Linked DNA regions of Homo sapiens: all the other regions are linked to region 1. A link is a loop called in an ENCODE intact Hi-C map of the cell type or tissue named here. Cell type or tissue: adrenal gland. All regions are shown on one strand.

Evidence for each region. A loop is a pair of places that touch in the nucleus more often than their neighbours do. Peaks named below come from ENCODE experiments on the same cell type or tissue, not always from the same donor. Only the 100,000 strongest peaks of a DNase experiment are listed, where the experiment ranks them.
Region 2: it touches region 1 in a loop (5-fold over the local background); 108 of 110 quality-filtered maps call a loop at or near these places.
Region 3: it touches region 1 in a loop (4-fold over the local background); 78 of 110 quality-filtered maps call a loop at or near these places.

Annotation. Positions count from the first base shown.
Region 1 is chr2:217,786,679-217,791,678 of GRCh38, forward strand. DIRC3 (disrupted in renal carcinoma 3) reads right to left here and starts at 3,765. Exons shown (of 13, transcript NR_186301.1): 1 at 3,406-3,765. In adrenal gland, a CTCF peak has its summit at 2,710 (motif pointing right); DNase peaks (open chromatin) are centred at 2,713, 3,513, 4,333 and 4,573; H3K27ac peaks cover 2,840 bases.
Region 2 is chr2:217,986,322-217,991,321 of GRCh38, forward strand. It overlaps TNS1 (tensin 1), which reads right to left. Exons shown (of 33, transcript NM_001387777.1): 2 at 4,621-4,735. TNS1-AS1 (TNS1 antisense RNA 1) reads left to right here. Exons shown (of 4, transcript NR_135524.1): 3 at 514-612. Among named protein-coding and RNA genes, the nearest start is that of TNS1-AS1, 10 kb to the left of the region's middle. In adrenal gland, a CTCF peak has its summit at 2,397; a DNase peak (open chromatin) is centred at 2,380; H3K27ac peaks cover 3,649 bases.
Region 3 is chr2:218,066,410-218,071,409 of GRCh38, forward strand. It overlaps RUFY4 (RUN and FYVE domain containing 4), which reads left to right and starts at 2,844. Exons shown (of 13, transcript NM_198483.4): 1 at 2,844-2,939; 2 at 3,072-3,149; 3 at 4,091-4,242; 4 at 4,344-4,450. The coding sequence starts at 4,197. RefSeq lists an enhancer at 2,593-3,456. In adrenal gland, CTCF peaks have their summits at 2,600 (motif pointing left) and 2,839 (motif pointing left); DNase peaks (open chromatin) are centred at 2,372 and 2,812; H3K4me3 peaks cover 522 bases; H3K27ac peaks cover 346 bases.

The sequences.
Region 1 (5,000 bases):
GGAAGCAGAGAGCGGGTTGCTGCTGCTGGCTAGGGCAGCCTGTTTTTATTCCCTTATCTGACCACCCCTCACCTACATCCTGCTGATTGGCCCATTTTACAGAGAGCTGATTGGTCCATTTTGACAGGGTGCTGATTGGTGCATTTACAATCCCTGAGCTAGACACAGAGTGCTGATTGGTGCATTTACAATCCTCTAGCTAGAAGTAAAAGTTCTCCAAGTCCCCACTAGATTAGCTAGACACAGCACTGATTGGTGCCTTTACAAACCTTGAGCTAGACACAGAGTGCTGATTGGTGTGTTTACAAACCTTGAGCTAGACAGAGTACTGATTGGTGTATTTATAATCCTTTAGCTAGACATAAAAGTTCTCCAAGTCCCCACCAGATAAGCTAGATACAGAGTGCTGATTGGTGCATCCACAAACCCTGAGCAAGGCACAGAGTGCTGATTGGTGCATATACAATCCTCCAGCTAGACATAAAAGTTCTCCAAGTCCCCACCTGACTCAGAAGCCCAGCTGGCTTCCCCTAGTGAATGCCGTGCCTGTGGGCAAAGCTGCCTGCCAGTCCCGTGCCCCACACCTGCACGCCTCAGTCCTTGGGCGGTCGATGGGACCGGGCACCACGGAGCAGGGGGCGGTGCCCGTCGGGGAGGCTTGGGCCCGGTGGGAGCGCAGGGAGGACGGGGGAGGCTCAGGCATGGTGGGCTGCAGGTCCCGAGCCCTGCCCCTCGGGGAGGCAGCTGAGACCCCGCGAGAATTGGAGCACAACACGGGCAGGCCAGCAGTGCTGGGGGACCCAGCGCACCCTCTGCAGCTGCTGGCCCAGGTGCTAAGCCCCCCACTGCCCAGGGCCAGCGGCACTGGCTGGTCGCTCCGAGTGCGGGCCCCCGCCCACCCAGAACTCACGCTGGCTCGCAAGCACAGCGCGCAGCCCTGGTTCCTGCCCGCGCCTCTCTCTCCACACCTCCCCACAAGCAGAGGGAGCCGGCTGCAGCCTTGGCCAGCCCAGAGTGGGGCTCCCACAGTGCAGGGGCAGGCTGAAGGGCTCCTCAAGCGCGGCCAGAGTGGGCGCCGAGGCCAAGGAGGTGCTGAGAGGGAGCGAGGGCTGCTAGCACGTTGTCACCTCTCACCATCTCAAGACCTGGACCCCAGCATGCTCCTACCCCCACACTATCTACACCATTCTGGATAAGCCCAAAGTCTTTGGAAGCAGATAGAGATGGATTTGAATCCTTATGCAGCACTTACTAACAGAGTTGTTACTTACCTTCTCCGAGCCTTGGTTTTCTAATCTGTGAAATGGGAGTGATCACGGCCACCATTTTGAGTTTTTTGTAAGTGACATCCTGTGCATCTCATGCAGGGCCCAACAGTATCATAGACAGCCAGTAAATGTTACTTGCCTCCCACCATGTCACATGAGCACTGTGCTCGGCATTCTATACACAGAATTGTGAATATCCACATAACTTTGTCAGCTAGTTATTACTGGCCCATTTTATAGACGAAGAAACTGAGGCAACAAGAGGTCAAATAATTTGTCCGGGATCACATAAGTGAGAAACTAGCAAAGCTGACACTTGGGCCCATATTGGATGGATGTGAAGGCAAATCCTGCTCTGCCTGGGCACTCTGCCCCCATGTTCTGCCTGCAGGTAAAAGAGAGTGTTTTACTGTCCTTGTTTTCTAATAGGCTTCTCAGTGCTTTGATCCTACCTCTGCAGAAGCACCCACTACCACTCCTTTTAGGGAAAAGAGGACTATTTACTTTTTAATTTTACTTTCAATCAGTCAGATTCAGTTCCACGTTCATAGAGACTTGGGGTAGTTCAGTGAAATCAGAGCCTGGGTGTCCTTGGAGAAAGGTTGATGTTCATGCTCACTCTTTTTGTGGGGGTCATTGACTCTGAAAAAGAGGGAAGTCTAATAACTGAGTCTGGGAAATAAAGATGCCTGCATTTCAGGTTCTCTGACCCAGATCCCGGAGGATGGGGAGCAGCTGTTTCCATCTCCGCAGGTGCTAGAACCTCTAGGAATGTAGTCACTTGGAAGGGGAGAAGCAAGAGTGAGTGGAATAGAACTTCCAGAGGTCAAATCACCCGAAAGGTCCAGTGGAGCTGAACACTGCACCGTCTGCCACAGGAGAGGCGCTCACCTGCCCTGCCAAGCAGCAGGCCGGCTGCAGGGGAATGGACAGGTTGGCCTTGCAGACTCAGCGAGCAAGCACTAGGGCATGGGCTATGCAGGGCTGTGAGAGGGCAGCCCAGAGACACCCAGGTCCCAAAGGCCCAAAGAACGGGACATGGGGGTTTTGAGAGGGGAAGGATCTTGCCTAGGCCCCGTTGTGTCCAGTGCCCCTTCTGCTGAGCCACACCCTGGAGCCCTGGAGCTCTCTGGCTCCTGCCACTGCTGACTGCCTGAGTGGTGGTCATTGAGAAATGATTGAGAAAATCTGGGCCAGGTCCAATCCGCCACGAGGGATGATTGATAATGGGAACAGAGACTGTGGGTCTCCGTCCTCACCGCTGTACTGAAGCTTTTAATAATCAGCCTGTCTCTAAGTACCTGAAGACTCTCGGCTTCCAGCTGTCTATTAATTGTGCCTCTCAGGCCCTTGGACAGTTGATTCAGCCTACTGCCCACTGTGACCGCTTCCAGGAAAGGCAATGAGTGGCTGCGGTTCCCAAGTTGGCCACTAGAGGGAGCCGTAGCCCGTGGCAGCTCTGCCTTAACTGGCGGGGGAGAAGAAAACCAAAGGGTCACAGAATCCCTGCCTGTATGGACATCCCAAAGTCCTCCCTTAGCTCTCCCCAGTCCAAGTTTAGGCCCCTCCTGTTTTCAGAAGTTCTTGAAAAGGGAGGTCCATCCTCCCCTGAGGACCACTGGCAGCAGCTCCTGCCGAAACCCTGCCTACAGGTGCCTCAGCGGGGTGGGGCCTTGGGGGAGGCTGCCTGGGAGACAGAAGGCAGATGAGATGGGAAACGGAGGGACAGAGAGGAGGGAAGGCAGAGGGCAAATGCAGACAGGATGGGCTGGAAGGGAGGAGGCGCTGAAAAGGGAGACGGGGGAGACTGGAAACAGGAGAGAGGAGACCCCAAGGGGGAAACCTCGAACTCAGCCTCCCCCACCTGCCCTTCCTGCCGGTCCCAAATACTCATCCAGAGGAGGGCCCGACTCCCTCCCTCCAGTGTCTGCTGTTGCTCCCGGCCTGCCCTGTTTACCTGGCCAGCCACGGTCTCCCAAACACCAATCCAGGATTTGGGGTTATTAGAGGCTGGGGAGGGTGAGATCCTGGAGCAGGAATCGGAGAAGAGGAAGCGCAGTGAGACGGCTGTAACCCAGCACCAGGCACACACAGAACGCTGACGCTGCCCTGAATTCCACCCAGCTGCGGCTCTCACCTGATCTCCACCTCTCTTATATCTGCTTGGGATAGAGTTCAGCTGTTTTTAGTCATCTGAAGGACTGTCATTCACAGAAGGCTTCTCCTTCCCCGGCTGACACCTGCTGATACTGCAGCAGGAATGATCCAGGTTAGGTATCAGAAGCTCCTTCCAAAAGGCTGCCCCAGGAGGGGGCTTCAGCTTTCTGGGACACATCTCCTTCCTTCCTGGCCTCTGTCCTCGCCATCCTGACGTCTACGCAGGAGAAACCTTGGCCAAAGTGACTAACGGAAGCAAAGAGTAAAGCCCAGGAAAACACGTCGATTGGGGTGGGTGGGGGTCAAGGTCTTCCGAGCTGTCTATACTTGCTGTGTCTCTACTTCCTATTCACTCATCAGTTCACCAACTCTACAAATCTCGTGAGACTTTCATGAGCCTGACGCTGTGCTAAGCCACTTCCTCAGCCTCCTGCCCCCTACTGATGCTGTCGCTCTTTTCCCAAAGAAAAGGACAAGGATGATTTCTTTGTGGCCAAATTCAGTGTCCTTCTTCTGGGGCTCACTAACTTTGATCCTAAGGTGGTGGCTGGACTGTTGACCAGCCATTCTTTCCTTCTAGAAAAGAAGAAAAGCTCCTTTCCCCATCAAAACACCACCCCTTCTAGGTCCTCCTCCTTCCTCTCTGAGACCTCTGTCTTCTTCACAGGACCTTCTCCTCCTCTCCTTCCCTTCTCCTTACACAGCAATGTTCCCCTGCTTCCACCCACGACTCTCCTCTGTCTACAGTACCTCTGTGTCAGGATGACTCACAGCCTGCAAAGGCACAGCAATATTCCTATGTCTCTATTTTCTACATCACACAACCCTCTCTGCAGCACTAGCAAGAAACTTTAGGTTGTATCTAACACTTGGAGCTTAGATAGCACCAAGGCCTGGAGACAGGCCCACCTGGTCATCCAGTCTGTTGTCCTCAGAGATGTCCACCGTCTAGTCTGGGTGGCCCTGTGAGTTAAGCTGCTCTTTCTGCAGTCTCTAGACTCCACACATGGAGCATAGAAAGCTCTGCCCTGCAGCCTCAGGCCTTGTCCTCTGTGCCCGAGATACAGGGGAATGGACAGATTGACCTTGCAGAGGAGTAAGCACGAGGACAGAGGCCATGCAGAGAGGCAGTCACCTCCCTGGAGATAATGTTGAGAACTCCATGCAGCCACCCACCCCAACCCCAGACCCTTTCTCATTCTCTTTCTCCAGTCCAAGGGGGGCATTTGAACTGACCCAACTTGAGTCACGAACTCATCCCTGGACCAGTCTGCAGTATGACTGGAGGAAGTGGTCAAGATATCTCAATACACTGACATGGCCCCTGGTACCCATCCCTACACATCCCCCCCTTCCCATGAAAGAGGGGGACTCAAGCTGTTCAGCTACCCCCTCCCCATATGGTATCTAATATAACTCTTAAATCTTTCCCTCCAGCACATGTTGGAGTATGAATCAGAAATTTCCAGTTGTTCCCAATACCCACTCTCCTCTCCTCCTTTACTAATAACTCCCCAGAAGTATGGCTGTACTCATGGCTGCAAGGTATAAAAATGGCATTTCCCAGCAGCTAGT
Region 2 (5,000 bases), 200 kb after region 1:
GGACGGATCGTCTTTCCAGGTGCATCCTGCCCTAAGGAAACTGCAGGTGACTGTCCCCCATTCCAGGCTCACCAGAGGCATTGAGAAGTGAAGTTTTATCCAAGTCTGGGCCCCAGATCAGGCCCTGATGGCAGCCCTCGGGCTGCTGAGCTGCCATCCTGGTATCTTCCTGTGGGTTTCGGCCTGGTGGGAGGTAGAGCCCTTGAGCAAAGCTCTGAGTCCACATAGCCTCCCTCTGGGGCCTCCTGTGCACATGGACTCCCATAGAGCACTTCCCTAGAGACCTGTGGGAAGCCGACTATTTGGACTGAGGAACTCCTACACATCCCTCAAGACCCAACCTGCACATGCCTTCCCTGCTGAAGCCTGACAAGAACATCTCTACTGAGTCAGAAACGGCCCTCCACATACACACACACACACACACACACACACACACACGCACGCACGCACGTACCTGTGTCAGCTTTGGTACCGTGCTCCATGATTGTCTGACTGTGTCTGTCTTCCCAGGTAAGGGGCTGGCTCTCAGCACCAGGACCTGGCACAGCATCTGACCCAGAGGACAGCTCAGTTCATGATTGCCAGATGGCTGCACGCAGCGCGGAGGAGGTGAGCAGCAGCCTGCGTGGGGGAAGCTATCCTACCTCTGCAGACTCCAACCAGGGAGTTTTCCAGGCCCTCCCCACTGTCAGGGCCTCAGCAAGTATTCTTGGTCCAGCCCTGTTAATCATAGATGAGGAAACTGAGGCCTGAGTTATTAATTGATTTATCCAAGATCACAGAGGTTGTGAGAAGCAGGGCCAGAAGTAGAGCCTGGGCCACTAACAACGCCCCTGCACCTGTTCTCCTGCCATTGTCTCATCTGTCTCTGCATCTTTCACACAGAGCCTTCATCCCTAGCATGAGGACCCATCTTACAGGCACACAGAACCTCAATGCTCCTCACAGCAGCCCCCCAGAGACCCAGGACAGGGTTCATATGCAGGAGTTCACAGGAGTTCACAGGTCCGGAGGAACCCCTTTGCCTGTACATCTATGACGCCCGCATGTCCACCCTCTTAGTTTCCTATCTGCCTTATTCATCTTTGAGTCTTCCAAAACCAGGACCAGACCCCAGGTTCCTTTCCTCTCTTTCCCACCTCTTTTGGCCATATTACATCAAATGGGAAATGCAAGAGGGAGGAAAACGGAAGGGCGGCCCAAGCTATAGGTCCAGGCAACCAAGGGGAGACAGGCCAAACGCCCCAGTGTCTCCAGATCTAAAAGAGCTTCCTCACTGCCCCCTGCCTCCAGCAGAACTTTCTTCAATGTTGCAAGTCCCATGGAGACTGGGAATCCAGGGCCTTGACATTCCATGCGCCCCACCCCACCTATCACCCAGAGCCACTCATCAAGAGAGTTGCCATGTTGTAGCCAAGACTTGAAGGCTGGGAGCAGAGTAAACCCACTGAGTCAGGCTCAGTGAACAGACATGAGCTGGAGTTTGGTCCACACATGCCCCCTCAGCCAGGGAAAAACCCATACAACCATATCGGGTGGCCCTGGTTGGGTGGGTGAATGGATGGATGAGGGGAACTATCAACCTCATGCCATCATGAGCTCCTGACTCCAAAGCACAGACAGTGGCTTCACTCCTGCATCTCCCACCAGTGAACCCAGTAGCCCCAGCCTCCTCCCAGGCCTGGAGATCCCAGTCCCTTTGCTGAGGCTGCACACATGACCTATAGAGTCAGGAGTCTTCCTCCCTTCTCCCTATCTGGGCCTGGCCCCTGCACCTTCCATGTCCCAGTCCTGACACCTGCTGGTCCTGCTACAGTGTAGCCCTGGCTTTCTTCCCACCAAACTCCCCACCCTCCAGAGCCCAGCCAGAGCTGCCAAACCAGTCTGTCCACTCACCCTCCCCTCCGGTTCACACCAGCAGGGCCAGGCTGAGATCTAGGTGAAACCAGGGCCATGTCTTGCTCACCCTGGGAGCCTTCTGTTCACATGGGGTCAAATCCTCTCCTCAACCCAAGCCCTCAGGCCAGGTCAGCTGGGGAACCTAGAGCCATGGAATGTGAGGGCCACCGGAGACTGCAGCCAGAGAAATGCCCAAGGTCACACAGTGAATGTTGGCAGGACTTCCTTCTGCCCCCACCCCCAGACTGCCTCGTATCACCATATTGGGAGTCCCTGGAGTGACGGGAAGACACTAGGGAAGGAAGGAACCGTGGGGAAGGGCCAGGGGCTAATTTATGCATCTTCGCAGGGCAGGGTGTGGGGCTGTTATGCAAACAAAATGCAAAACTTCACCTCTAGCAATTCTTCTGTGACTTCTCCCCTGGCTCCAACCCTAAACTGCCCGCAAGCCCCAGCCAGACCTCTTGGGAGGAGGGTGACACCGCGTGGCTGATTTTGGTATTGCAAAAGTCCTGGTTAGCCACTTTCCCTCCCCCTGAGAGCCCACGTCCTGAAATCCCCACTCGGGCCCCACTCCTGGGTGCCTTGACAAGCGACGTGACCACTGCCAACCTCAGTTTCCTCCTCTGTAAAACGGGGATGACACAAGCACCTTTTGGGGGGTGTGACCATCAGATGAGGTCATGCCTTTGAGTGCTTGGTATGCAGTAAGCGCTTTAGAAATTGTTCAGTGGGCTCTGAGGCCCAGCCTCCCAGCCTGCTGGGACTTTGACATGGAGGGAGGGGCAAGAGAGAGAAGCCAGGGAGAGAAAGACTCATGAGCAAAGGCTCCGGGCAAAAAGGGCATGGCCTGCTTGGCATATTTGACATGCCCAACATAGTGAGGAGTCATGTGAGGTGCCAGTGGTTTGAACATGGAGTCAGGAGCAGAGGAACATGCGGCAGAGAGCTGGGCAAAGGCTGAGCCCACCAGGCCTGGCAGCCGGGGAAAGAGGTCTGTACTCTGTCTTGGGGATTGTGAGGGACCCCCAAAGGCTTTAAGCCAGGAGCTGACATAATTGGGCTTATGTTTTTAAGTCCCACTGGAAGCTGGTGTGGACGGTGGGTCACAGAGAATAGGTCAGGAGACAGGAGAAGGCAAAGGTGAGTCAGTCACCCACATGAGAAATGATGACAGTGGAATTGGGAGGGGATGATGCCAAGAAGCTTGGGGACTCCAGCTGTCCTTGGGAGGCCCTGCAATTGGTGGGACGTGGGGGTGAAGGAGAGGGAAGCATCAGATGGGGCAACGGGGTGAGTGAAGGTGTCAGCCACTGATATTGGGTGCAGGGAGCTCCTGCTGATTTCACTGTGTGATCTGGGACAAGACACCAACTTTTCAGGCAATAATGACAGCCAAGCCCCGGGCCATTCCAGGAGCTCATGAAAATAGCGATTGAAAAGCCTGGCAGACAACAGGTCCTCCGCTGAGTCTGACTCGGGGCCTCTTAAAGTTGCCTCTGAGCTGCCACAGGAGAGGGCTGGGGCGTCCTTTCTTTGCAGAACTCCCAGTGCCAAGCACATGCCACCCACACGACTCCCACACACCAACCACATCCCATCCACATGCCTCAAAACACATCAGCCATGTGACCTCAATGCACCTGCCACAAACCCTCCACACAGCTTCTACATACAGACCACATGCTATCCACACACCAACCACACACCCTCAGCACACATCATCCTCACGCCATCCACACACCAGCCACACACCCTCAGCACACATTATCCACACACCAGCCACACACCCTCAGCACACATCATCCACACACCAGTCACACACCCTCAGCACACATCATCCACACGCCATCCACACACCAGCCACGGACCCTCAACACACATCATCCACACGCCATCCACACACCAGCCACAGACCCTCAAAACACATCATCCACACACCATCCACACATCCTCAGCACACATCATCCACACACCATCCACACACCCTCAGCACGCATCATCCACACACCATCTATACACCAGCCACACTCCCTCAGCATACATCATCCACACACCAGCCACATACCATCCACACACCAGCAACACACCCTGACCACGACCTCCACATGCCACCACACACCAGCCACACACCCTCAACACACATCATCCACACACCATCCACACATAGGCCACACACCAGCCACACACCCTGACCACAACCTCCACATGCCACCACACACCAGCCACACACCCTTCAAACACATCATCCACACGCCATCCACATGCCAGCCACATACCCTCAACACACATCATCCACACACCAGCCACACATCGTCAACATGCATCATCCACACACCAGCCACATGCCATCCACACACCCTCAACAAAACCTCCACATGCCACCACATACTAATCATGCATCTTCCACATGCCACTCACATGCCACTCATATACCTTCTTCATGCCACCCGCATGACACCCATATACCTTCTTCATGCCATTCATCCTCATACAAGCTGCATGCCATTTCCATGCTACCCTCCACCTGCCATGCCCACCACACCCACCCACATGCTTGTCATCCAGTGAGCTCAGCATCCTCCACCAGATGAGAACAAGGCGTCAGGTTGGGACCCCAAGGATGTGTGCACAGCAGAGTCCCAGCCTGGCCCAGGCCCAGCCATCTCATTCCCCTGATGGGTGCTCCCATCCCCCACAGCCCAGACCGCTGCTCACCTTTGCAGGTGCAGCCTTCCTGGGTGATGACCTGGCGGCAGATCCCACAGGGCTTCACCTTCTTGAAGGTCTTCACCTTGAAGCGGTGTGTCTTGGGGGCCTCCAGATCCTCTGGCTGTGGGAGGAGAGGCACAGAGTCAGCCCTGGGTAGAAGGCTGGGGTCCTGGGGAAGGAGTAGAGGAGCCTGGGGGAGAGGTAGGCAGGGACAGGGAAAAGGATGGCAAGAGCCCCTCAGGGTCCAGAGGAGGGAGGAGGGCCCAGGGACAGAGAAAGGTGTGGGGTGACAGGATGTTCATCCCAGACTCAGGTGGGGCCCATGGCCTGAGTCCAGACGGCAGCTGGAGAGTCCAGCTCCAGGGACCTGCAGCCCCCGCATGGCT
Region 3 (5,000 bases), 280 kb after region 1:
GGTGATCCTCCTGCCTCAGCCTCCCAAAGTGCTGGGATTACAGGCGTGAGCCACCACGCCCAGCCAACTGTCAACGTTTCTACAGCACTCTGCTTTATGCTATTTCCAATTCATTTTGTGATTGCAGGCCAGGAATCTCACTTCTTTTTTATTTTAACTTTTTATTTTAAAATAATTATGTGTTAACAGAAGAGATTCAATGACGGTACAGACAGTACAGGTCTCATATACCCTCCACCAGCTTTTCCTAAAGATAACGTCTTACATTACGTGCCACATGTGTCCAAACTAACTAATTTGCATTGCTGCAATGCTATTCAGAGGACTGTGAGCCTTATGAAAATGTCACCATATTCTGAAATGTCTGTTTTCTGTTCCAGAACCCAATCCAGGATCTCACATTACATTGGATTGTCGCGTCTTCATAATGTCTTTCAAAATGTGACAGATTTTCCGTTTCCTTGTTCTTTCACAAACACCACACTGTCTTGATTACTGTTGCTTTAATGGTAATTTCTAGACTCTGAGAGCTGAGGATACCGATACACCTGTGTGTTTAGTCAGTGGGAATTTTGTACACTTTTCTGTATTTACGAAATATTTCAACACGCTAATACAGACAAATGTCTGAAGCTGCCTTGTCAGTCACCGTCTCTGTGAGATGAGAGAGGTCATTTTCAACTTCCTCCCGCTCTTTATCACCCATGTACAAGCCATCTCCGCATCCGGTCCTTTCTCCCAAGTTAGTCGTGGCCCCACTTAGCCCCCTCCCTGGCTCATAATGTCTCTAACCCCAGCCACTGGCACCACCCCGCAGATGGCTGCCCCACCTCCCGGGCCCCTTGCTCTGCCTTCTGCCCTCCCAATCCATATACACACAGCACACATGGGAGGGCTCCAGGAGAGCCAGGAGAGGAATAGGGGCATGGAAGTAGCAGGACTGGCAGTAGGAGTGCCCTGGCAGGCAGCCCAGATGTCCGGGTAGCCACTGAGCCTTGGCTCCTGAGGGGATCAGCACCCAGTAGATGTTTATCCACCCCAAGAACGAGGGTATCACACCTCCTCTAGTGAGGGCCCAGGTGATGGGTGCAGGCTGCTCTTCCCTAAGCCCCTGAAGAGGGGAGCCCCAAGCAGCAGCAACCCCCACTGGAGCCAGAGTCAGGGCACACCAGCTGGGATGGAGCTTGTTCCCCACAGTTAGAGGAGGGAGGGAGTCACAGGCAAGCTCCAGGCTCTCCCAAGAGGCCGCTTAGAAACCAGCTCATCTGATGCAGATAGACACTCATCCCCATCCCTGTCCCTGCCACTGTTGCACACCAGCACACACACCTTCCCCTCCTTCTCGCCTTGATCATCCACCTCCACTGCCCCTGGCACCTCGCTCCATCCCAGCCCCACTGACTGTCCCTGCTCCTGCCCACCCTAGCCTGGCCCAACAGGCACCCCCTCATCCGTGTCAAAGCTGGCTGTGTGGGAGGTGGGGAGGCAGGGACATGGGGTGAAGCAAGGAGACCCACCAACAGGGAGTCCTGAGGTCACAGGGACCTAGAGAGGAGTTACCCATCCCTGGTGATGCCAAACACCTCCTCTTACTCTCCCAGGGAGAAACCAGCGCCACACCTGTACCAGGCAGAGTGGTTCCCTGGCAGACACCTGCCTCCCAGCTCAGACCTGGAGGAGGGCAGGGGGCTGGAGGACAGCAGGGGACTGGAGGAGGGCAGGGGACTGGAGGAGGGCAGGGGACTGGAGGATGGCAGGGGGTTAGAGGAGGGCAGGGGACTGGAGGAGGGCAGGGGGCTGGAGGATGGCAGGGGGTTAGAGGAGGGCAGGGGACTGGAGGGAGGCAGGGGGCTGGAGAAGGGCAGGGTGCTGGAGGAGCGCAGGGGCAGGGATCCTGGACAGGGCCTCAGACAGACTGAATTGGGAGGGCAAGAAAGAGACCAAGGGTGCAAAGTGAGACACAGGGAACAGAGAAAGGGAAGGAATGAGGGAAAGACAGGGATGGGAGACAGGGACATGACACGGGAGACAGAGATGGGGGTTTCAGCCTCTGCATGGGGGATATAGGGACGGAGGAGAGGGCAGACGGGCTGGGGCATCCCTTGTGCTGGTTTTTAGATGCGGTTCCTGGGGTTTGTGAAAACAGCCGTCCTCCCAGGCCCCTGCTCCTCTGCCCCCATACTAGCCCCTGCAGCAGCCCAGCCTGGAGAAACGAGGACCCAGCATGGAAAGACCCCAGCCTCAAGGAGGCAGAGCACAGCCAGGAAGGGAAGCCCCAGCCCACCTGGGAAACCCACCTGGCCCATTGCTGGGCACAGGATCTCACTGGTGGTCTCACATCCATCCTTTTGGGAATGAGATCAGGACTAGGGATTCGGCACTGGTGACCAGCACTCAGGTGGACCGCTCAGCTGACTGAGGTGGAGAAGGAAGGAGGAGCGTGGTGGGACCCTCGCCCTGCCCTCCCCACTCTGGAGCGCTGCCTCTCAGCCCAACCAAGTGACAGAGACGAGACAACCACAGGAATAGCAGCTGCGGAGCTCCATGGCCTCCCTCTGCCCCCTGGTGGTGAGAAGGAGAAAAGCAAGAGCAGGTGCTGAAAACGAAAAGGAAACTAGCAGCAGTCCCAGCTACCACAATGGATCAGCCCCCATTTGGCCAACAGGTGACTCTACCCCAGGTGGGCCTGAGAGGACCCATCCCCCATCTCACCATTCTGCCCCAGCGCCCTGGATCCTGCCTCTACCACTTCTTCCCTGCAGCGTCTGCGGTTCCCCCACCGCTGTGAGCCAGGTTCCCCCTCCAGGCTGCTGGGCTGGGACTGAGTTACTTCTTCCCAGGCTGTAAATCCTGGGACTGCTGTGCAAGGCAGAGTCACTAGGGACGGACTCTGGCAGCAGAGCTGCGCTCTCGTGCCCCAGCCAGCCAGGCTCTCCTGGGTGAGTAGCAGGGAGACCCCTGGAACTTACGGGGATAGAAGGAGTGTGATGCCAGGAGCCAGGGGAGGAAAATGCCTGGCAGAGACGAGGGAGAGGAGGAGACACATGGAGCCGTTCATGGATTTCACACAGGATCTGGGCTGGAAGGGGCTGCCGAGACCATCAGTCCAATCTTTGGTCTACAGGTTGGGAAACTGAGGCTCAAGGAAGGTGAGTGATTTGCCGGAGATCACACAGTGAGTTCATAGCCAGGCCAGGATGGAGACCCAGGTCTCTGGACTCCTGACCCCGTCCTCCCTGAATCCCATGCTCCACCCACCTCCCTCATTTACCTCCGTTTCCCTCTCCCCTTCCCTCCACTGTGTCCCACTGCTGTACCACTGCCACCCCACCCCAAACTCCAACAGCCACAGCCCGGGAGGCAGGACACCTGGGTTTTCCGCTCCATGCCTGGTCTTGACTCTAGGATCTCAGAATAAGGCCACCAGCTGTCAGGGCCACAGTGTCCCTCTCTGGGCCCCAGGACCCATGGGGAGGAGAAGAGGATGAGATCCCCCTGGAGAGAAAGGCAGTATTACAACCAGGCGCCCTGCTCCCCACACACACGCAGCATGTGCTCAGCCCCAGCCCTGGGGCCGTGCTTTACTTCTGCACCCTCTCCTCAAAGAACACATATTTTCCATTCAGCTGGGGCACAGGAAAGGATGAGTAGGTGTCTCGAGGAGACTGAGTACCCAGGCAAGGCTAGGGGCACTCCATGGGGAAGGAGTGGACACCCCCAGCCTAGTGTCCACATATCATGAGCCCTCACGGGGTCACTCACACCAAGTCAGGACCCAGAACACAGGCCCTGTGGGCACAGACACCTGAGTTCAAGTCCTGGGTACCTCTGTGATGCTGGATAAAAGACTTACCCTCTCCAATCCCCTGTTTCTCCTGGTCTAAAATGGAGTTAATAACCTCCAGGATTATGTGAGGATTGAATGGGACAAGGACATCAAGTGTTAGCACAGTGTCGTCACCCAGGGACTGCTCAATCGGTGGAGGCCACACCATCATCTTCACACACTGGCCTACAAGATAGAGCTGGGATTCTCCCCCTACTAGGTAACTTGCTATGTCACCCAAGATTAGTCACTTTCCCTCTGTAGGCTCTGCGTCCTGCTTTGTGTAAGGAGAGAGCTGGGCAGTGAGGCCGAAAGTCCTTCCTGAGCTCACAGTCCAAGTTGCAAGGAATCACATCATTTCCAAGTACCCATGGCAGAAGAGGGAGCCATCCTCAAGGTCACCAAAGACCTAAGAGGTGAGTGTGTCCTGAGAGATGCTCTGGGACTGAGTCATGGGAGAAGTCAGGGTCTGGGAGCCCCTCCCTCAGCGACCTGACATCTGCCATCCTCCCAGCAGCTGCCGTCTCTGCCATCCTCCAGGGCTATGGGGATGGGCAGGGGCCAGTGACGGACACCAGTGCCGAGCTGCACAGACTCTGTGGCTGCCTGGAGCTGCTGCTGCAGGTGGGACCTTCTCCTCCCCTTCCCCATCCCTCTCCCCAGACCCAGATAACTGGTGGGACATTCCTGGAAAATCAGGGAGGAGCCACAGCCCCCTTCCTTACCATGCACTGTGTCATCTCCCTCTCCCTCCTGACACCTAACCTCACTCTTGGAGTTTGTCACTGCAGCCTAAGAAGTGAAGTGGGGCAAAGCGGGGCTGGAAGGGACCCAGGCCTGGTGGTGGGACCCAGACCTGGGGGCAACCCCCACTGCTTAAACTTTCAGAGGCATTGATGTCCTAGGACTGGCCCTTCCTGCTGCTACTCAGAGCCCCAACTATGACCAGCACCGCTTTTATTGAATACTTGCTATGTGTCAGACTTCAGCCTCTATATGCCTGGCTTTATGCAATCCTCACTCTCGCCCTCTGAGACGCTTGATGTCCACCCCCCAACACCCCGACACACATCTTCCTGCTTCTCTGACTTCATCTTTTGCCACCCTGCCACTCATCTACTGCACTTCAGCTCCCCTGGCCTCTTGGATCTTCCTGGAGCACACCAGTCATGCT